Linked DNA regions of Homo sapiens: region 2 is linked to region 1. The links are chromatin loops, found by intact Hi-C in ENCODE. Cell type or tissue: PC-3. All regions are shown on one strand. Each heading gives the region's core, and the rest is flanking DNA. Links, peaks and the distances in the headings are about the cores only. Region 1 overlaps LRMDA (leucine rich melanocyte differentiation associated). Region 2 overlaps LRMDA (leucine rich melanocyte differentiation associated).

Region 1 (11,778 bases), core at 1,746-9,745:
TACTCATCTGTATAATGGGGGACCAATAAACCTGTAATTTAGGGTCTTGGTGATGATTTAGGGTCTTGGTGATGTAATTTAGCGTCTTGGTGTGAGAGAATATTTACAAAACACCTAATACAGTGCCTGGCATACATAGGAATTAGGCTCTCCTTTCTCCTTTGCTGCTCTCCCCAGGGTCACTGGGGTAGGAAATGAGAAGTTGGTATAGATCACCCTAATGGAGTTCTCTGTGTATATGGTGTCTTCTTCACAACTTGGCCTATGTAGTAATCAGATGAAGACATTTTGGAAATCTTATTCTAAGGGACTTAGAAAGAAAGATGAATAAACAGGAAATTGGGGAGAAGTTTTAGTATTTTTTTGTTCTTATTTTTTTGGTCTTTCTTTTGTTAATTTTGTCCCATCCATCCATCTGGCATTTGTTAAGTACTTGAGATGTGCAAGCTGATGTGGGGGAGATAGAAAGATACCCAAGAAGCCTACAGCCTAGCTGATTTAAAGGGAACCTGAGTTTGGAGGTGCTTTAAAGTGTAAGATGATTGAGTCCAGTGGTGGTGGGACTTAGTTAGGGGTATGTATGAATTAGGACTCTTTTAGGTACAAGTGACCAAAACCCAACATACATTTGCCAAAGCCCTAGAGATAATTTATTTATTGACTCATAGCTGGGAAGTCCAGTGCTGGGTACAGAGGTTTGGGTGATGATTTTACCCTTGCTCCCAGCCCATTGACAAATTTCCTGTAGACCATCTGTTGGCTATACAGCATCCTCACTTGGATCCTCTGATATCCCCATATAATTGAGAAGGAGAGGGCATTTCAGGCCTTTGGCGGTTATTTGCTTACCAGTTGGCAGGTGTTATTTGCTCCTACTTTCAGGGCTGACTCAGAATGATGGGTGAGAGGTAAGTGTGGTTTGTGAGTACCTTTTGTGTGGAAGTTTGGGCAGGGATGTGAGCCCAGGTCTGCCTTGCCAAGGGTAATGAAATTCTGAAGCAGATTGGAGTATGTAGTTTATGATGATCTGGGCTATTTCTCTTTTTCTAGAGCTGGTAATGAAAATGCCCAGGATTAAGTCCAGTATGTAGAGTTCTGAATGGGTTGGCTAATGCAAACAGCTTAACTGACTTGGTAAGACTGGGATTGAGATAATTGTATCTGCAGGCTTTCTTTTTCTTTTCTTTTTCTTTCTTTCTTTCTTTTTTTTTTTTTTTTTGTGAGAAAAGGGCAAATAGGCTCTTTACAACCTCATTCCAGACCACTTTTTAAAAATAATATAGTTCATTACAAACTGGCCCAGCTGGTATCCTTACCATAGCCTAGTATATTTGTGTTTTCCTATGTTTATCTCATTCCTTACCCAAACTCCTCAAATCATCTTCTCTCTTAGGGTATTTCTTACCAAACTCTGATTCAGTGTTTATTATAAAGCCTTTCGTAATATCCACAGCTACAACCTTTTCTTTTGATCTCCATGGCACATACTGTCTGAGCCATTCTGACCACAATTATTTATTACATGGTTTTCTTTCATTATATTAAAAAAATTCCAATTTGATTGTAAAACTCCTTGAAGATAGGATTCTGCCTCATAGTGCTTTATGTTTTCTATCACCCCTGGTAAATATTTGTTGACTTTATATATTATTATTATTTTATTTATTTATTTATTATTTTCATTTCTTTTTTAGAGATGGGGTCTCACTCTGTCACCCAGGCTGGAGTGCAGTGGTGTGATCATAGCCCACTGCAGCCTCAACCTCCTGGGCTCAAGGGATCCTCCTGCCTCAGCCTCCAGAGTAGAAGGGACCACAGGCATGTACCACCACACCCAGCTAATTTTTAATTTTTTGTAGAGATTGGGTCTCGTTATGTTGTCCAGGCTGGTTTCAAACTCCTAGCCTCCAGCAATCCTCCTGCTTCAGCCTCCCAAAGTGCTGGGATTACAGGCACGAACTACTGTGCCCAGTTGATTTTATATTTTAAATAATGTAAGGCTGAGATTGGCAGGTAAATAATACAGGTGAGAATGACAGATGAAACCCACGAATCTTTTGTTTCCCTGCAAACCCTATAAAACAGTACAAAAAGAGGCATATACTCACAAGATGGAGATTACAAGAATGGAGGCAGTGACAGTCATATTTAATTGTTTGGTTAAAAAAATACATAATTTAGGCTAAGTGTGGTGGCTCACACCTGTAATCCCAGCACTTTGGGAGTCCAAAGTGGAAGGATTGCTTGAGCCCAGGAGTTTGAGACCAGCCTGGACAACATAGTGAGACTCCATTTCTCTAAAAAAAAATTTAAAAATTAGCTGGGTGTGGTGGCACATGCCTGTGGTTCCTATTACTCTGGTGGAGACTAAAGCAGGAGGATGGCTGGAGCTCAGAAGTTCAAGTCTTCAGTGAGCTGTGTTCATACCACTGCACTCCAGCCTGGATGGCAGAGCAAGGCCCTATCTCAAAAAAAAAAAAAACAAAACATAATATGAAATGTACCATTTAAGTTATTTTAAAGTACATAATTAATTAGCATTTAAAGCAAACAGTGTTGTGCAACCACCACCTCCATCTAGTTCTTGAACATTTTCATGCCTCCAGAAGGAAACCTCATATGCATTAAGCATCACTCCCCATTCTCCCCTCCCTCTAACTCCTGGCAACCACTAATCTGCTTTCTGTCTCTACAAATTTGCCTATTTTGGATATTTCACATAAATGGAATTATACAGTATGTGGTATTTTGTGTCTGGCTTCTTTCACTCAGAATACTATTTTTAAGGTCCACCCATGTTGTAGCATATGCCAATACTTCATTCCTTTTTGTGACTGAGTAATATTCCACTGTAGGGATGCCACATTTGGTTTATCCATTATACATTTAACAGATAATGGATATCTGGGTTTTGGGTTGATTTTACATTTTGCTATTATGAATAATGCTACTGTGAACATTCTTGTGCAGCTTTTTGTTTGAACACCTATTTTCAATTTTTTGGATGTATGCCTAGGAATAAAATTGATAGGTCATATCATAATTCTATGTTTAATTTGTTGAGGAACTGCCAAACTGTTTTCACAACAGCACACCATTTTATATTCCCACCAGTAATATATGAAAGTTCTAGTTTCTCCATATCTTCACTAACCCTTGTTGTTTTCCTTTTTTGAGACAGGGTCTCACTCTTTAAAAGGCATAAACTCAGGATGAAGTTTACAAGAATGGAGGCACCAGTAACATAGAATATGTAATATACTGTATACTATATAATTATAATATAAATCATATATAATTTATATTATAATTGTTATATAATATATTAATATAATTATATAATAATTATAATATAAATAATATATAATATATAATTATAAATAATATGTAATTATATATTATATATTTATATGTTGGAGTGCAGTGGCACAATTTTGGCTGTAGTGCAGTGGGGGGATTTTGGCTTACTGCAGCCTCGACCTTCTGGGATCAAGTGATTCTCTCACTTCGGCCTCCCAAGGAACTTAGGACTATAGGCACATGCCACCATACCCTGCTAATTTTTGTGTTTTTTTTGTAGAGACAGGGTTTCGCCATGTTGCCCAGGCTGGTCTTGAACTCCTGAGCTCAAGCAATCTACCTGTCTTGGCCTCCCAAAGTGCTGGGATTATAGGTGTGAGCCACTGCACCTGGCCAACAATAGAATTTTGCAAGTTGGAAAGTAGATAAGGGAAATTGAACCCAACCTATATCAGCAGGAGGGAGAGCTGAGAACCAATCTGATTTATACTGGATAGTTCCCCAATGCCTGCGAGTTGGTAGCACAAGTACCTCTGAAAATATCTCTGAAAGTTGTAAGACTTCAGATGCTATCTCTCATTCGACAACTTTGCTTACCACACTCTGGAGAAAGATTGAAAGTTTCTTTTGTTGGGAGCATAAGCCAGAGGATGTCTGGACTTGGGAATCCCAAAAATTGTTGAGGATGGGGTTCACCACAGGCAACTAGTAATTGAACATGCATATTAATCAAACATACACATAGTGGATTTTGGGACATTCTTCACCCAATGCTCTTTGCCTCCTTGGCTGTTACGACTGTGGTAGCCAAGCCTTTATCCCTGAAGCAGGGGTTGAGAAGACATTGACCAGACCAAAAGGAGAATTGAAAGTACTTCCCCTGAACTTCACGACTAGTTGGTCTGGCTAGATCACCTTATTGTGAAACTCCAGATGACAAGCCCTTTCCATTCCAGCCAAGAATAGAGAATAGTTCTCTATTCTTAAATGTGGGCAGAAATTTAAGGATTGCTTGATGTTTATGAGAAACCTCTAGCATGAATGACAGAGATCAGAATAAACAAGAAAGAAAGGAAGAAACTTGGAGGAATCAGGGACTATGCTGGGAGAAGAAAACACAAAAAACCTAGTATTAATATCCTTGGAGAGATAAAACGAGATAGCATAGCACTGAAACAAGAACAGAATACCATATCATACGAGCAATATGTACAGAATAAGAAAAAAGCCCTTAAAAATTCAACACATGAAATGAAAAATGTACAGGAGGCAATTTTCTTAGAAAGCAGAGTAAGAGAAGGCAAAGATATGGAAATGAGAGAGGGGAGAAAAAAGGAGCAGTCTCAGAGGTCCAACATAATTGAAGTTCTAGAGTAAAAGGAAGAAATGATAACTGGGAATTATTTCAGGAAATTGTTTTAGAACAGAGGGGCAAAAGGTTCCAGATTGAAAGATTCCACTAAATGTCTACCATTAAAATAGACTCACACCACCTCACATGGCTGTGAAATTTAAGAATACTAGGAGCTGGAAAAACATGGCAAACATACAGAATTGGGATTCAGAAGGGCCTCAGACTTCCAAATGGCAACATGGGAAGCTAGGATATACTGGAGCAACACCTTCAGAATTCTGAAAGGAAAAGTTCCTTAACCAAAAGTCTGTTACCAGCCAAAGAAGCAGTCAAGATTGAGGGAAGTGTGAAGATAATTGTAGGTATGAAATGTCTCAAAAATTTTACCATCTTAGGTAACTACTGGAGGAGGAGTTCAGTGAAAACAAGAGAGTAAACCAGAAAGGAGATGTTCTCATTAGAGGGAAAGGGCATCTCCAGGGTCATGGGCGAGGGAGATCCCAGAAGGCAGCCTGGAGTGCCATCAGCCTGGAGTGGTTGGGAGAGAAAGCTCCAGGAGCATCTTCCCCAGCATGATGAAGGTGCTGTAACACCTGATGCATCTGGACATCTTGAGAGGTGACTTAAAAAATTGGCTAAGAAATTGTTATTGAATTATCAGTAGAGAATTCTTAACTCCTGGGAAAATAAAAAACGTGTAGGAAAGAATTAGTTTTTTATATCTTACACAATTATAGCATGAGGAATATAATTATGAACACAAAATATGGTCTAACTCAAATACAACGTATCTATATTGGAAAAATGGAGGCAGGAATAGAAAGGGTCTATGCTTGTGGCACAGGAAGAGTGAACCACAGTAGGAAATCAATGGCTAATGCCTAAAACTGAAAAATCAAGGGACATGGAGGAAAATACCAAAGCATCAGCTCAGAGAGATGGTGGAAGGAGAAATGAGGGGGAAAGAAAGGGAATAGAGATTTATTTTTGTAACCATAGAATTTCTTGATTCTTTAAAACATACATATATTTTAGGTAGTTACATATTTATTTTACATATTTATATATTCTTTAAAAAATATATAAAACTTTGTAAAAAAAATAAAGAAGAAGGCTAAAAACAGATTAAAAACCTTGAGAGAAACATGCCAGTGGGATTATGGGTCCTGCCTCTTTATATAGTTTATATTTCTCAAATTTCTACAGTGATCATATTTAGAATTTGAAAAAAAAAAATAACATTGATTGATGAGAATGATGGATGGGAATTCTCGGTAAGTCTCCCTGGAGTAATGCTCACAGTGACTCTCCCAAGGGAGGAGTTCTTAACTGCATCACAGAATTGCAGGAATTCAGGGACGGCAATGCATGGAGCACCTTGGGTCAGTTGACAAGTGACGAATGCCTGTGAGTCCTTCCCAGAATGGAGGGACCTGTGTTGCCCCCTCCTTGCTGCTGACCTCAGTGTTGACTCATCCCTGATGTTTCCTGGCTGTGAAGGGCACCCCCATTCCTCACCCTGGGTTGCTGTGCCAAGTGGTGTGTATTTAACTTCTTTAGAATCCTTCCTCATAAATCAGCCTGCCTCACTCCTTCACTGTGGGAATGGCTTTTCTCTGCATTCCCTCCCACTAGGCCCTTGGTTTCAGGTAATGGCTCACTGAGACTGGGGAAGAACATGGGGCCACTTGAAACAAAGAGTTGACATTCCTCTCCTCACCATTCCTGAGTGGTTTTATTGGGAGTGGAACCTAAAGGTGGGCTTCAGGGATTGATCCTGGAGGACAGGATCTCAGAAAACCATTGTTGCTGGTGCCTGGGCTCCTTGCCCCTTGTACTGAACTCTGTTGTCTATAGTTCCGGCACTATGGGCTTTTTGGTAACTAATAGTTCACTATTAGCAATCTCAATGAGAATATTTATAATTTATTGAATGGGGACTATTTCAGGCTGTGTTATATATCATCTGTTGTCACAACAGCTCACATTTCACATCTGGGAAGATAGAGGCTAAGCAAGGTCTGCTCTTTCACTGGGCATGTCTCTTGAGTGTCTGTGTGTGCCAGGCACTGTGCTGGTCTCTAGGGTTACAGTGGAGGCTGGGATATCACCAGCTCTTCCTTAATGTTGTTAGCCAGTGGGTAGACAGACACGACCACAGGGAGGTATAATACAGCAGGACGAGTGCTGAAGAGAGGTGGCAGAGGGGGTGGTTAACACAGTCAGGTGGTCGAGGAGAACTTGTTGGACAATGCAGGTTAGTTCTGAAGGATGAGGCGTTATTCCAAAAAAGAGGGAAGGACAGCTGGACAGCAGGAGCAGTGGGAGCTGCACTAAAGTTTCCCTTCCTTCACAGACTCGTGGTGAGTGTGGCCTTTTAGGGTCAGCAGAGTCTGAGCAAACCTGAGGGTCTCAACAGCCAGACCCTCCCAACCCTGTACTCCCATCCTTTGTTGCTTTGCAGCAGGAGCTGAGTGATTGGCACAAGAATATGTGGTGATGACTGGTTTGTTTTGTACAAAGCCTGGTTGTAAGTGCCACAGGGGTTTAAAAATGAGGTGGTGTTTGACCTTGGTTTTCTCTGGCTCTAAAGCCAGCACTCTTGTTCTCTGGACAGGGTCTTTTAATCACCTAGTGTATGTTCAGTTTTAATGTAGATACAAGAAATGAGACATACATTTCCTGCCCACAAGGAATTTACAGTCCAGCTAGGCCAAAAGGAATTGGCCTTAGAAAGTAATCAGTGATGCTAGGTGCGGTGGCTCTTGCCTGTAATCCCAGCACTTTGTGGGGCTGAGGCAGAAGAGTCACTTGAGCTCAGCCTGGACAACATGGCAAGACCCTGTCTCTTAAAAAAAAAAAAAATTGGTGTGCACCTGTAGTCCTAGCAACTCAAGAGGCAGAGGTGGGAGGATCACTCGAGCCCAGGAATTTGAGGCTGTGGTAAGCTGATTGCACCATTGCACTCCAGCCTGGCAGATAAGGGAAGACTCTACCTCAAAAGAAAGAAAGAAAAAAAAAAAAAAAAAAAAAGGAAAGAGCCAGTGAGCAGTACAAGGGGGTGTTTAAAAATTTTCTTAAAGGAAACCAGTGTCCCCTTTTATGACCTCTTGGGCTGTTATTTGTCTTGTTGCTGTCTTCATTATTTTCCTAACATCTCAGATTTGTTTGCCTGCTAGAAGTTTGACTTTTCAGCCAGATCCCGAAGATCTTGGGGAGAGGTGACAAAGGCATTCCTGGTTGCCAGATTCCATCATGGTTCCACAGCCTCAGTTTCCATGTTTTTCTTGTGCCAAATTCTGGAATTTTTGATCCAGGCTGCTTGCTATCTTTGAGCATTTGGGGTTCTGAGTCCCCAGATGTAATTTTTGGGCCTGGGTGTTAACACATTGAAGGCAGAGGAAAGGGCTTGGGGAAAGTGCCTTTTCTGCTGTTGGGAGAGACCAGTTTGCCAAACATCAGGCTCTGCTTTCTAGGGGCTGGAGGTGTATTCGGGAGACATCCTCAGGTGTGCATGCTGGAGAGAGGACTGGTGGTGACATTGGAAAATCTTTCTAGCTAACTTTGTACTCTTATTCATTTCAGACTTTTTTTTGTTGAAGTCCTGCTTGAGTCATTCTCAGTATGGTTGAGACACACTGAGTTCTGCTTGAGTCATTCTCAGTAGGATGCAGACAACCTGCATCACTCAGATCCACTTTGTTAGAAATGTCGATTCCCTGACCCTACCCTAGACCTGGTGGCTCAGAGTCCCTGGGGTGGGACTCAGGAATCTGTATTTTTAATGAGCTCCGTGGTTGATCCTGATGTATATTCAAGTTTGAAACTACTGGTTTGTTTTGTATGAAGCCTGGTTTTGGGCACTGTAAGCAATTAAAAGATGTTTGTCCTTGCCATCAAGGGGCTCACTCTCTCGTGGGAGTGACAAACCTCAAATAGCTAAGTATAATATTAATACAAGACAGAACACAGCCACGTTTGTGGAGTATGCCTTATTACTCAAAGAATGCATTTTATAGCAAGTTGAAAAGAAAGGTACTAGGCTGGTAAATTTTGAAAAGCATATCCTAGTTAGTGAGATTTTATGGAAAGAGAAGTCACCTGCAGAGCTGTAGAATATTCTGCGTTCTTTCAACTGAGAGGATAACAAAGAACATGGTAGGAGTTGGACTACATAAAAGTTAGTTTCAGTAAAGGCTGAGATATTAGTATATTTAGATACCACTCTTTGTTTACCCTTAAAATGGACTCCTCATTTTATAATGACATTTTAATGAGGAAAACCTATATACAAATGAAATAGGTAACAATTAGGGGTGGGGTAACCCAGGGTCTCTTTGGATCTACTTCAGGAAAAGGCTGACAAGGGAGCCTGGGAGAGTTTCGTGCAGCAGAGAAAGCATCAATCCTGGGTGGAAATTTTGAGTTATTTATAAATGAGTTTTTATGGGTCTGAGTAAGAGACACTTCTGGGCATACTCATATTTATTGTTTCTCCCACTGACTTGGTTAAAAGTAGGTAAATAATAAATTATGTCATTGCACATCTATGTTTTCTTGTCTCTTGATGTGCAAGAGGACATCACTTTCTGGAAAATCATGGAGTGGGAAACTTTGAAGCTTATTCTCTGGTGTCTTGTGTTTGGGATCAGGCAGTTGTAGCAGTCTGCTGCTGAGTGAGCCTTTCCTTTCCCTTGCTATCACTGGGAGAGTTGGGCCCACTCAGAGGATGAGAGGAGAGAGAGAGTCAACGATATTCCACAGAGTGCAGAGAGAGTAACAATTAATTGCACCTCCTTGGAGGAGGTGACGTTTGGAGGGGACTTTGTCAAAAGACAAAATAAAATGTACATGCGATATGTGCAACATATGAGGACTCTATATTGCAAGTGACTCAAACTGGTTTCAACAGTAAAGGAAATCTATTGCCTAGGTGTTAGGGTAGCGTTCGGGGCAGGTGGGTGGATCCAGTGGCTCAGATGGTGTCCTATAGAACCCAGTTTCAATCTTCCTTCTCTTGGCCATTCCTGGCATCAACAGGCTCTCTTCATGCTCTCTACATCAAAGGTCTCTGCACATGTAGCATAAGTTAGGTCTTTTACAGGGAATATAATATATGAGGGTGAGTATTTCAAGTGCCCTGATGCGCAATTGTGAGGTGCTTATAATGCAAACCTGTGTCTGTTTGAGATTCAATTCAGCAAATACCTTTGAACAGCTACTGGGTGCAAAGTGCTGTGTGTGGCAGTTAGTTGCCCATCACATTTGGTGGACAGTGGTCCTCCTGGGACTTGCTGTCATGTGGTGTACTTTAAAACAGAAGTTAAGAAAAAACAGTGAAAAATGCTACCATTGAATTGGGTGGCATTTAAGACTGTTTCTAGCCGTCCTGACTCTTAGAACTTTGCTTTCTCGGCAATATTGTGGGTGCATATATTTGGCAGGGGGGGATTCTAGGTTTATGAGTCAACCTGAGGAGTAAGAATGGAAGATGACAATAGTTTCTGATCTTTAGCTTTTAAGTCAAGGACTGCTTTCCAAAATGTTCTTGGCAGGCAAGCTGCCTTTGAACATTGTTAGACATAGACATAGCCTCAGAATAGCATCTGAATTACGATGTTTTTGTCTTCTTTTCCCCAACTTGTGATGGCTGATAGACAGAAAATGCTCATAAAACCTTGACTCAAACCACCAAATGGCTGAATAATTCAAGCTTGAGTTTTTTGAAGAATTTTGAATCCCAAAATAAGACTCCTAAGGAAATAGATATGATGTTTCTTTCTTCCTCCCCTTTTAAGCCTAATTAGGGTTTGTACTTAGGTAATGGAGGGTCAGATTCAGGGGAAAGTCTTGCTAGTATGAGCTTAAACTATACACCAGAATTTCTCTATACCCATAAGCTTCATTAAAAAAACGAAAACAAAACTCAGAACCCCAAATAAATAAAAACACATTTATTTGATGATGTCTCTGTCCACCATGAAGAGGCTTAGTGTTATGCTTGTTGTAGAAAAATATTTTGTGAATGTGTCTTACAATCTTTCACTATTTTTGGTAAAAGACAGTTCTTTTTATCTTCTAAATTAGAAATTCATTGTCATGGATTTTTTGTTTTTGTTGCTTTCTTTAGCCTGTTTTTCAGGGATTTTTTTTTCCATATCAGGATTGCACTGTGATTGGAACATTCTCACAAAGATTTCAACCAAGTTTTTCTTCTCAGGATTGACACACCATCAACAACCTGAAATAGTAAGCCTTTTCTGCTTTCTAATTTCCTCCCTAGAATTCCAGTTGAGGTCCTTGTCTTTCCTTCAGCTTCTTTTACTTACTTACTTCTTATTTATTTATTTATTTATTTCTCTAGTCGTCCTTTTATGAAGTGCACTGTCAGCAGCAGCTTAAAGATTTGTTATTCAAGCCATGAATCCCTCTGTGAAAGGCAAAAACTGAAATTTAGAGACTCTCTTGCTCTTTTATTTTCCCATCTCAATTTCTTTTCTGTTCCTAGTGCATTTTGGGGCAGACAATGAGCCAACTAATGCAAATCACCCAGACCAAAGAACCCTTAGATCATTTCTGAAGAACTTGAAGTGATCCTTGAAGAGAACTTTATTATTCAAGGTTTTCAGAATAAAACCTTAAAAAAAAATTGGGTGTGACTAAAGAAAATCAGGTAAGGGCCTTGTAGCCATTTTGGATAAAGTTGAAGTGGACTCATCTTTACAACTGGAACTGCTCTGCCTCAGGTTCCGGATGCCCCCTGCCCTGGGAGGAACAAGTGTTGCTTCTGCTTCTGGGAGGAGGCAGTGTGGTCTACTGGAAAGTGGACCAGGCCAGGAGGCAGTGATTAGAGCTCTTCTGAGCCATCTGTGCCATTAAATTGGCTGTATGACTTTGAGCAAGACTCTGAATTATTCTATGCAATCCTGTAGAATGAGAGGTTGGGTTGGCTGGTGTTCTGGATTGTGGGATGGAGGGGAAAGCCACCTCCTTATTGTCTGACCTGGCTGCTTGTCATTCTGCCTCAGCCATGCCGCCGTCGCTCTGTTCCTCTCCCACCCAGGCTTTGCTCACATTGGCCCCTGAGCTGCTGTTCTGCTTGCTCTGTATTGCCTTCTTTTTGT
Region 2 (11,778 bases), core at 1,397-9,396, 81 kb before region 1:
ATATAAGGAACATCCTTCTTTGTTGTCTTGTCATTCATTCTTATCCATCCACAATCATTGTTAATTTCATTCATAAAAGAGATAGTTCTGCTGATTCTACTATGGCCACCTGTTTATGCTGGAAAGGAGGGTAGTTATGAACTTATAAGTTCTGGACTTTTGTTTGAAGTTACTGTATGTATTTTTTTTCTTCTCATTATACGTCAGAGTCTTCTTTCCTGCATTAACTATGGCAAATCCACTTCTGTGTTAGTTGGATTGTCCAACAGTAAACTGGTGACCTCTCCATGTAGAAGGTCATGGATTTCAGGCTGTATTGTTTTTGTGACTCTTTTCTGGGGGAGAATTAAAGTTACTGGAGCCAGTGTGTACCCTGTCACGTTAGAAATTGGAAATGGAAGCAAGAAAACAGGCCCAAATGAAATTTCTGGCTCCCTTAAAAGGCTCACACGTTCCTCTTTTCTGCTTTTTCAGCCTGGATCTGATTCTTCCTGCTGTGATCAGCCAGGAACCAAGTCAGCCATAGTGACTGTGAACTGGATTGAGTTCTCTGGACTCAATTCTCAGGGTCAGGGTCTTGCCATCCACCTTGGAATGAGGATAGAGGGTTTAGGGAGCTGATCAGGTAACAGGCAGGGGGCATGACATTTTGTCCCTTGAAATTGAATGCATTAGTGAATGTGAGTCCAATGTCTAGTGTGAAATTGTATTTAAGATCTTTATTTTTTAAGATAATTTTTATAAGAGTAACAGTAATTAATATAGAAATATTGGAAAACCCAGAGAAAGTATGGAGGAAACCATCTTCCTCTGAAGTCACTGATAATCTTACCAACCAGAAATCACCATTGTTATCATTGTATTGTCTTCCTAGTCTTTTACAATGCCAAATACTTTAAAAAATGATGCCATTGTTTACATTGTGTTGGAAGCATTTCCCCATCTCAATAAATACTTTACTGCGTTACAATGTTTTTTTAAGACAGGGTCTCACTCTGTCACCCAGGCTGGAATGCAGTGGAACGATCATGACTCACTGCAACTCAACCTCAACCTCCCAGGCTCAAACGATCCTCCCACCTCAGCCCCTTGAGTAGCTGGGACTATAGGTGTGCACCACCACCATGCCTGGCTAATTTTGTTGTTGTTGTTGTTAAATTTTGTAGAGGTGGGATCTCCCTATGTTTCCCAGGCTGGTCTTGAACTGCTGGGCTGAAGTGATCCTCTAACCTCAGCCAAAGTGCTGGGATTACAGGCATGAGCCACCATGCCCAGCCTGTATCACAATTGTTAAAGGTTTCTCAAGTCTTTCCTTAGTGTTGGACATTTAGTTTGTTTTTTTTTTCCAAATTTCTACTATTATAAATAGCTCTAATATAAATATCTTTGTAATACTCATTAATGAGTATGTCTCTGATTAGCTGCTTTGACAAATTTCTAGACAAAATAGGGCAGCTTTGGTACAGATGTCAGATTACCCTCTGGAGAGGTGATACCAGTTTCTTCTTCCAAGAGTATTTGAATGTCCATGGTCCCAAATTCTTCCTTGAGCTTGCTCATATTTTACCTTTCCTTTGTTAATTAGTAAAGATAATTCTGTGCTTTAGCCGGGTTGGTTCCTTAATCTGCTCAATGCAAAGAGGACATTTTAATGAACTGTTCCAGCTTTTTAGTTTCCCATCTCCCCTGATTGGGGCAGGGCAGAGTTCTCCTTGGTGGCCCCATTCCCCTCCCCCAGGGGCCCTGAGTGGGCTGCCTGCTTAGCTTGTTGAACACAGCAGGCAGAGCAGAGCTCCCATGGCAAACAGTGATAAATATTCCCATGTCAACCTGGCAATAAAAGCGAGAGGGTTTAATTGATCTATGGCAACAGGAAGCTTATGTTTTAAAAATTAAATTCTTTGCAGCTGCATCTTATTTTGCATCACTCTGATAAATGCATGGGCTGGAGAATTGCTTAGCAGAAAGTTTCTTAGGTAGAGCTTGCTTGTTGCTTCCTTGGCTTTGGCCGGGATGAGGGTAAAGGGCTTTGGAGTTTGGGAAACTTCAGAAAAGAAACAGTGGCCTTGCCCTTTCTCCCCTGCTGCAGGCAATGAGGCAGACACCTGGAATACTGTCAGAGCTGCTTTGAGGACAGACACACCATACTTTCTGTGTCTCTGTTATGAACTGCTAGACAGAGCTGGGCTGTTAACTTGCTGCTCTGTTGGGAAGATGGGCAGTGTAATGAAAAGAACCAAGGCTTTGGGGTTGGACCATCCTGGCTTGAAACCCTGCTTCTGTCACTCACCTGTTGGTTAACTGACTGTGGGCTAATTGCGGAAGTGTTGAGTGCTGTGTGTAATGTGCCTTCTAAATTACCTGGCATATAATGGGTCTTTAGTAAACATAGCGCTTAGAAGATGGTGCTAGTGAGGCTAAGAGCCTGGGCTTGACCCTCCATGAGGGCCATTTCACTATGGTTGTCATTGGGGCTCCTCACAGATAGTCAGGATTTCATCTCCTTCCACACATAATGTGTTTGCATATCTCAGCGTTCTTTGGTATGAACACTGGGCAGAATCTGTAAGAGCCAGTAAATGATTTGCCACTTCGTCTTTTAGTAATATGATCATCAGTCTTGGGTTCTGACTGGAATGAGTATAACCCTTTGCTTATCTGTTGTGGACATAGATTTTGAATGAGAAATACATCTGTGTTATAAGATTTTGGAGTTACTTGTTAATGCAGCATAACCTAGCCTATCCTAACTAATATAAATACCTTAGCTTTCCAACTGTCCCTGATATTCCATAGGCTAAACCAGCTCACCTCATATATATTTTTTATCCCTGCCAGCTAGGAGCATATATTTGATCATGTTCCAGTGGGATTGGGGAGAGAAAATTCCCCACCCAGACTCTCAGGAGAACAGTTCAAAGGACATGTTCTGTTGGTAGTGGGTCTTCATTAAATACTGGCTTTGCAGCCAAGGGCCTTATTCATATTTATTTCCAACCTCAAATGTAGTGGTCTTATTTGGGAAGCATGCTGATATTGGGGTAGGGGAGGCAACAGAGCTCATGTCTGTAAGCCTTGAGCAGAAGAGGTGATGGTAGAAAAGATAGACTTTAGAAGATAAATTGTTAGTGAATTTTCAATGTAGTTCTAGGGCACTGATATATCCTGACTGATTCCTAGGAGGCAAGGTTCTATGTATGTTAGAACCAGTGTTCTCTTTAAGCTGAGCAATGCAGTAAAAAAAAATATTTTTGTTCCAAGAATATCACTGGCCATCCTGGTGTCTCCAGCTACCACCAGAACATACAATGAAAAGATGAAGTGGAAAATGACGTGGTGGGTGATGTATAATGTCTCAGTTGTGACCAGCCTGGCCAACGTGGTGAAACCCCATCTCTACTAAAAACACAAAAATTAGCAGGGCGTGGTGGTGGGTGCTTATAATCCTAGCTACTCAGGAGGCTGAGGCAGGAGAATTCCTTGAACCCAGGAGGCAGAGGTTGCAATGAGCCAAGATCACACCACTGCACACCAGCCTGGGCAACAAAGCAAGACTCCATCTCAAAAAAAAGAAAAAAGTTTCACTTAGAAGACTTTGATTCTCTTTACTTGCACTTTCTGGAGTGACCTCCCTGCCTGTAGAAGTGTCAAAACAGTCTGACTAGCTTGGGCGTGGTGGCTCACACCTGTAACCCAGCACTTTGGGAGGCTCAGTTGAGCCCAGGAGTTTGAAACCAGCCTGGGGAACATAGCAAGACCCCATCTCTACAAAAAATACACATAATTAGCTGGGTGTGGTGGCATGCACCTGTAGTTTCAGCTACTTGGGAGGCTGAGGTGGGAGGATCACTTGAACCCAGAAGGTAGAGGCTGCAGTGTTTGTGCTACTGCACTCCAGCCTGGGTGACAGAGCAAGACCCAGTCTCAACAACAAACAAACAAAAATCTGACTCCATAAGGGAGGGAAGAGCACTAAGGCAGCAGGTTTCAGGCCAATGTGAGGGTGGTTTTTGTGGCACTCCCTCCTCCCTAAGGCTTCCTGACTTCCTGGATTTCTACCCAGAGAAAATGATACTTTGTGCCACGGTAAGACTGGCCCAGGAGGTGGTGGGCAACTGGAGAGAGTTGCTAAGGGGCCACAGGACTTCCCTGAGGTTCACTTTCTTGAATGATGATGATCCCTGTAACTTGCAATATAATTTAGAAAGTGCTTTCATAAACATTGTCTCCATATTTTCTGCAGCATTTGCCTCTAAGATAAGACATTCCTAGACTTTTGTATAATGCTTTTTATTTCCCCTCTCACCCATTTTACTGTCCCAGAATCTTGGGGTTTATTTTCCTGTCTTGTAAAGTCTCTCTCTCTCCCTGAGCTGTTGGAATTTGGGCCGCACTGCCCCACCCTCTCCCTCTGCCCTGCTGTCTGTTCTGAGGACATTATCGTGCATGTGAGTGGTGCTGCCTTCCACATTGTCAGGGTGGCTGTTAGGAGCAGTGGTGATTTGGGGGTGTTAGGAAGGAGACTGGAGAATTTAACCCTTTCAGACTTTCTACTTGCTAGACCTTCAAGTTCTCAACCAGGAAATTCTGCTACTATAGAGGGCATTTTATTGTCACAGTGATGGGGGTGGGCTCTATTAGCATTTAGTGGGTGAGGCCAGGGATGGCAAATGTTGTCAGGGCATAGGACAGCTTTGGATGAAAGGAATCCTTCCCCCACTATGCCAACTGCAGCCTGTTGAGAAAGACCTCTGGGGCCCTGTTGGAGATGGCTGGCAGAATGGTTCTCTTGATGAGCTTCATGATAAAGCAGACTTGCCAATAATACCAAGAGAGAAGACTGGCTCTACTCTCCAAAGGAGTCCAGGGACAGAGAGTCAGACAGATGACATCAGAAGTCATGTTTAGGCTGGGTACAGTGGCTCACGCCTATAATCCCAGCACTTTGGGATACTGAGGTGGGCAGATCACTTGAGGTCAGAAGTTCAAGACCAGCCTGGCCAACATGGCAAAACCCCATCTCTACTAAAAATACAAAAATTAGCCAGGTGTGGTGGCATGCGCCTGTAATCCAAGCTACTCGGGAGGCTGAGGCAGGAGAATCATTTGAACCCAGGAGGCGGAAGTTGCAGTGAGCCAAGATCGTGCCACTGCACTCCAGCCTGGGCGACAGAGTGAGACTCCATCTCAAAAAAAAAAAAAAAAAAAAAGAAGTCGTGTTTATTTTCAGCCAACATTATCAAGTATACACTACATGCCATGGCTGGGCAGAACACTTACATATGTTATCTCATTTACTCCCAACAACATTTTGAGAATGGAGCTGTTCTTATCCACATTTCACAGATGAAGCAACTGAGGCCCAGAGAAGCAGAGTAATTGCCTGAGACCACCCTGATGGTTAAATGGGAGAGCTGGGATAAATGGCCCCAGTGGTCTGACTTCAGCTTTACAGTTATCCTAAACTGCTTTTCATGGTGTAAATCTTTTTTCTGTGTGTGGGAGAAGACAGCTACTGCCAAGCCTGTATTTACTTTTGGGTGGGGATTGGGAGGGAAGTTTCCTTCTTTTTTTTTTTTTGAATCATTAAAGCCTGTGGAAGTCACTATACCAGGGTCTGAGTAGATTTTGTTGCTCTGAGTTCAAGACCCTAGAGGCCCTGAAGTCATACGTATATAGCATTTCCTGCTCTCTCCCATTTCTCTAAAACCTTTCTGATTTGGAAAGTTTGGCGAGGCAGGACCTCATGAGGCCTGGGAGGTGGGAGTTTCCCAGAGAACTTATCTTCTTCTTTCTTCCTCTCCCCTGCTCTGTGAGATGTGGTTCAGATCAGAGATCGCAGCCGTGGGACAAATGGCTCAACAACTGCTGACTGTGGTGCCAGCCTTGGGACTGGGGGACCTTGAGATGGACAACTGCATGCTTGAATTTTGAGTCTGAAGGGAAAAGAAGAGGTGCGTGGGGGTGTGTGTGTATTTGCACATGAACTCACTTGCCTGCACACACCCACCGTCTGAAAGGCCTCTTTCCTCTCCTCAGGGACTGTAGTGTTGGTGATTTCAGCTGTTCCCTGCTCCTTGATGATGAAAGGGGAGCGATTATGCTTTTTGCTGGGTGTCTGTGTTTAATTGCAGGGATATAATAACTACAAATTCTCCCTGGCCGAGACTTTTCTAATAAAAGGTTTCTTCCATCCCAGCTGCTTTCTCTTCCCTTTCACACCCCCACCCCCATCACTGTCCTAGCACAAGGTCACTTAGGGTTTTAAATGAGAGAGAGACACACACATGTTCAGGTTTCGCGTAGAGTGTTTTTTTAAAGCTCCTCCTCCAGACCCATCATTATGGAGATCAGCTGCTTGCCCCCACCTCTGCACCACCTCCCCTAAGCTCCTTGCTGAGTTTATACAGAACCCAATTTTTCAGTCTCTTGGGTGTCTGCTTTTTCTCTGGTTCTGAAGAAATAAGAGACGGGTAGAACAGGGAAGACCAACAAAAGAGGTTTAAAAGAAAAAAAAAATCACCAAACCATTCTTGAGATAAAGCAAGACTTATTAAACACAATTGGAGGGAGGGCAGGAGAGGCGGTGTTAACCCCCACACGGCCCGTTTCCTGCAGCTGGAGAAGTGTTTTAAGAAAATGCACCATTGTTAAAACTTTCTTTTTCCTTGATGGATTTATTTATAAGGTAGAGAAATATTTTCCCCATAATTGGGTAACTCTTAATAGTAGCAATTGCATATTTATCAGTGTGAGGGGCTGTTATTAATGTAACTGTCAGGCCCAAACACATTTCTGCATTAAATCCATTTAGTATGTGCATTATTCGGGCTCGAATGTCACCGGGACATCAAAGCCCCGTAGGCATGGAGAGCTCAGTGCCCTGCTGTGGCTGCCGAACAGGCCCTTGATCAATAAATGTAACATGTTAATGCAGAGCAAATAGAATAAAAGATTTCTTTGACAAGACATGAAAAATCACCTTGTGGCAGCTGGCATGTGATGCCGTTTCTGGGGAGACACTAGCAAAGTTGATCTGACAAGTAAAGAGGAGAGATGATGGTTGTAAGGTGCTTTTGTTTCAAACTTCTTTCTTGACCTGTCAGGTTTTGAAGGCGCCTCAATGGCTCTTTTTTGTCATGTGAAAATTGTAGTCTTAGGTAGTTATGAAGCAGTTATCTCTTCTCAAATTGTGAATGCTGCTGTTTAATTGATTCACTTAGCATTTGAAACTGTCACGCATTAATAATTGCGAAATCCTGTAGATACTGCGTGAGTGTGTCATGCTTAAATGTGTAGTTATCAGAAAATTAATATCCTTAATGAACCGGTGCTTTCAAACTAACATTGCATGAAATCTCTTTTGCCCTTTCATTTGCTGAAGCCACATCCGCCAGTTTGCCGAGAATCACCTCTCGACAGTTTGCTTTCTTGATGCCCGACAAATGCCAGCTTTGCTGTGGGTACATCGCGTGCTCAATGACAATAAATATAGTAATTATACTGGAGTTAGTAATTAACATAATTGTAGTCAATTACGACAAATACAGTGCAGAGCTAAATAAATGAGAGGGGAGAAATTAGCAAGCTAATTGATTTATCTTTACTTGGCTTTCTATTACAACTGGCAGGGCTGTTTTTCTTGGGGTAGGGGAAGTGGAGGGGAGAAAAATTCCCCACAAGGATTGTTTACAAATAACTGATTTTGTTTTGAAGTTGCTTTTGACTTACTACACTTCATCCCCTACCCTGCTTCTAAGGGGAAAAAAAGAAAAGAGAGACTTTAAATGCCAAGGGAACATTTTGTTAATTTAGCTACATCAAGCTGAATGCTGCAGCTAAGGCGAGGCAGGATTTAGCTTTCGCTACGTCTTGAGGAGTTATAATTTTTTCTTCTCAGCTATTGCTCTGGTAAAAAAAAAAAAAAAGCATTTTTTTGGTGTGTGTGTATGTGTGTGTTCTAAGTCTCCATCGGTGAGGTGGTGCTGTGCTGGATAGTACATTTGGGGGTTATATGTGCATGCTAATTTGCTCAATTCTGTGCCGTTGGCTTGGTGTAAGAAGTGGGCATGTTTTCCTTGGTTCAGTCCCACTTGGTCTTGTTATGCCTTTTTCTTTCAGTACCCAAGGAAGGGACGGAGGAAAGAAGTGGCCAGCGTTGTTGGAGAGGTCAAGGGAGGGGCTCCAGTGCAGACCCTCTGCTCACTTCCTCCTTCACTACACTTCAGGATTTGCCTGGGGTCCTGGGCTGTCACACTCCTGAGGCTGCGTGGAAAGTTTTTGTTGGCGTCTCGATGCCCATTTATTTTGAGCTGGTTTATTCTGTGCTGCCTGGAGCCCTGGTTAGTGGTGTTTATCGCGCGTCTCTGTTCTTTGTTCACCCTTTTCAACGTGATTGCTGTTCACGCCGCTAAGGGAGAAACTGCATGTTTTGAGACTTGGGGTCACATCATAGCCTTGTTTTTTCTTGCAAATTTTAGAACAGGATTTTTTTTTCCCCTTTGCTTCTTGCCACAAGATAAGGGCTAGTGGCCAGAGCCTTTTTTGGATCGGGTTTTAAAGCCTTACCCTTGTCTTACCCAAGGTTAAAACTCAGTGATTTCAGGATATGACTTTTTTTTTTTTTTTTTTAATGTATCCAGTATCCATTGTCAACCTTACCACCACCCTAGGTTATTCCTCTGAAAATTCAGCAGTTTAGCAAAGCAAAGATTTGTTTAGCTCTTCTTCCTGGAGATTTCACTGGATAGGTTTCTAGCCTGACTTGAAGGGAGTTTGAGGCAGCAATTTTAATTCTGTGTTGTGCATATAATCCTTCATGACCTCATGTGGAATTCAGTTTTCCAACTGCATTAAAAAAGCTGCCTGTATTTTATTTCATTGGGATGCACTTGGACACTGCTTAGTGTGGTCACTTGATTTGGAAATCAATTTCTGATATGAAATATTTATATACAAGAAAGCATTTAAATTATTTAAAGTTTACAAGCATAATGGTCTTTCCGATGGAGTCTCAAATTATTTTAGTAAATGTGGGGATCTTTTGAGAGGAAAAGACTTGTATATTTGGGGTGGCTGGAGGGGTAATGTTACCTGGAACTTCAGCCTGATTTAGTTTAATATGGGTCAAAGAGAAATCAGATGAGTCATATATGCAGCTTTGTTTACCCAAAAAAGATAAATTTCAGATATTATTGTATACCTCCAACAGGGCATCCTTCTGTGAATGCCTTCAGAGACAGAGAGAGAAAATGTGTGAAGAAGAGCTCTGGCGGTTGACCTTTGTCCAAATGTGGCATTTATAGTAGTTTTGTCTCTGCCTGGAGTCTCTACCTAGCTGCTGGTTTCCTACACTGTCTTTTCTTTTGAATTTCATAGCAAACATGAGTGGGGAAAAACATAGGTTGATGGCACAGGAAGCTTCTTTTCATTTTTATTCCTTTAAAATTAAAGTTGTGCTAATTGAAGCTAGCTTTAGTTTGTCCCCGTACTGCTAAAGAAATGAAAGCATGGGATCATTTAGATGTATTCTTTTCAAATACAGTGCTGTTTGCAAAGGTGCCATTTTTTTCCCGAAGACTTTTCTATTTCACTTAGACATACAACCCTCTAGAGGTTTAAATATGTGAGTTTTGAGGTGCTTTGTTCCTCAAAAACCCTAATATGTTTTTTTCTTTTAACATTTGTTCTGCTTCAGCTCTGTTGATTGAATGTATTAAAATGCATTTTGGGGGTTGGTGGAGCAGAAGGTGAGAGGGGATGGGGTGTGTTAAGAGCTTTTGCTGACTTCTGAGGAGATAGATGGTTGGGCATTGCCCACTCGCTCGCATGTCATATGTAGGGGTACAAAGTTGTGATCCCTTTCCTCACCCATCATAGGGGCCATGGCTGACACCTGTGTAACAAAAGACAGGTTAGCAAGAGAAAAGCATAGCAAATTTATTTAATCAAAATTTTATGTGACACAGGAACCTTGTGAACTGAAGGCCCCAAAACCCAGGGAATATGATCTGTTTCTATGCTAAGGTTGGATGAAGAATGGACAGCCATGTAGAAATGTCATTGGACAAAAGGGTATGATCTAATGGTAACAGACGGAGGGGGCAGGGAACCCAGCAAGGACTGCCTGCCTGGATTCTTCTTGGCTTCTCTGTGTAGCATCCTTCCTCCTGGCTATAGGGCAGGACGCTTCTGGAATGAGGGTCTTATGACCAACTATCAGACAAGGTAGGTCAGAGAATTTCTTTGTAGCCAGCTCCTACACAGAAAGGTGGGGGAAGGTTTGAGTAATATTTTTAGGTTTTATGGTTTGTTTTGGGGGAGAGGGGTTCTACTTTCTACAGACCCACCTTGGGGAGGAGGAATTCTGGCTTCTGCAACTCTCACTTTGGGGTAGTAAAACGGGCAGGAGACGGTCAGAGAGGCCTTGCATCCGAGGCAGCCTCTGAGACCTTCCCGTCTCCTTTAGTTCCAAGTACTCAGCATGCCAAAGCACCATACTCTGGGGTATCGTTTTCCGAGTCCCAACACAGTCTTTAAGGTGGGGAGGGTGCACTGGAATTGCCTGGTGGGGTGTTAATTTTGTTCCAGTGACTTATTTTTCAGAATGTATTCCCTATCCCTTCTAAGTGCTTCCTCCGAAAGTGCTGTGAGCCAGGAGCCTGGGCGGCAGCCATCTTCACCTGTGCTGGCAGTTGGATCACGAGTCTGTCCTGGTTGGCTCACGTGAATTCTTCCCAGATGCCTGAGGTGGACCAATATCACAGAGAGCTAACCATTCTTCCAGTTGTAATTGGATATAGCAAATCAGTACTCTGAATTCAATTCTTTCAGGCTGGGCTTTGGCAAGAAAAAAATCAGCCTTACCTGGGGTATAGAAAAATGGAGCCTGGCAGTGGCTCCTGAAAGTCTTTCGTCAAGTGCTCTGCCTCTGAGGAGCACTGTATTTGTTCCAACTCGTGTCGTGAAGCACAGAAGAATGACAGTAGGGGTAAATTTAACCATACACACCAAGGCTTTTCTTATCTTCTTCCTCTAACTGGTGGGTAGAAGTCAGGCCTGGGCCACTTATGTTTTGGAGGATGCCAGTAGGGTTACAGTGGTCTTTCTAGCTGCCTGGTACAACGGGACCCCTCCTTGGAGGCACCTGAGCTAGGTGGTCTTTCTTTAGGGTCTTGTCATGGCTTGTACAGGCATGGCAATAGACTAATCCTTTGACTAAATGAGAGTGGGAACTGCCCAGAATAGCGTGATTTCCCCAGAACTGTCTTCAGATATACTCAAAGGCTGAGAACTTGACCACTGTCCCTTGCAGGTCTCCTCCTGTTTATTGTAGATACATAGGTATTGTTGTATACCTTCAGGTATCGAGAGACAGAGTTCCTGCAAAGGCCCCGAGTTGGGTTCCCAGCACGTGGACCTTACACCTGTGATGTTTCCCCATTTGAAAGCTCACATGCTCAATGTGGAGATAAGGCTAATACAGGTGAAATTATTAGAGAACAATATGGGGCCATGGTCAGATTCTCCCTGTGGACTTTGAGAACCTTTCAGTTCTCTCCTACTGGGGAACATAGCGACTCTGTCTACTGCCTGGGAAGCTTATTGTCTTTGAGCTAGTGAGTGGCATTGGGGAGCTATACATGGAGAGAGGGTTCCCAGCCAGCCCAGCAAAGCAGGTAAAATGACCCAGGTGAGACCTGGGTTGGCTCCTAGACAGGGGCATACCTTATGTACACACAGGATAGCACAGTCCAATTAATTGCCAGGAGTATAATA

What was found. A loop is a pair of places that touch in the nucleus more often than their neighbours do. Peaks named below come from ENCODE experiments on the same cell type or tissue, not always from the same donor. Only the 100,000 strongest peaks of a DNase experiment are listed, where the experiment ranks them.
Region 2: it touches region 1 in a loop (8-fold over the local background); 2 of 110 quality-filtered maps call a loop at or near these places.

What each region holds. Positions count from the first base shown.
Region 1 is chr10:75,524,391-75,536,168 of GRCh38, forward strand. All of the region lies in intron 2 of LRMDA (leucine rich melanocyte differentiation associated), which reads left to right. Among named protein-coding and RNA genes, the nearest start is that of MIR606, 22 kb to the right of the region's middle. In PC-3, for the core only: no CTCF peak of the experiment used is centred there; DNase peaks (open chromatin) are centred at 6,111, 7,341, 8,321 and 9,141; H3K4me3 peaks cover 921 bases; H3K27ac peaks cover 4,710 bases.
Region 2 is chr10:75,443,963-75,455,740 of GRCh38, forward strand. All of the region lies in intron 2 of LRMDA (leucine rich melanocyte differentiation associated), which reads left to right. Among named protein-coding and RNA genes, the nearest start is that of LRMDA, 18 kb to the left of the region's middle. RefSeq lists an enhancer at 6,605-7,490. In PC-3, for the core only: no CTCF peak of the experiment used is centred there; no DNase peak of the experiment used is centred there; H3K27me3 peaks cover 2,121 bases.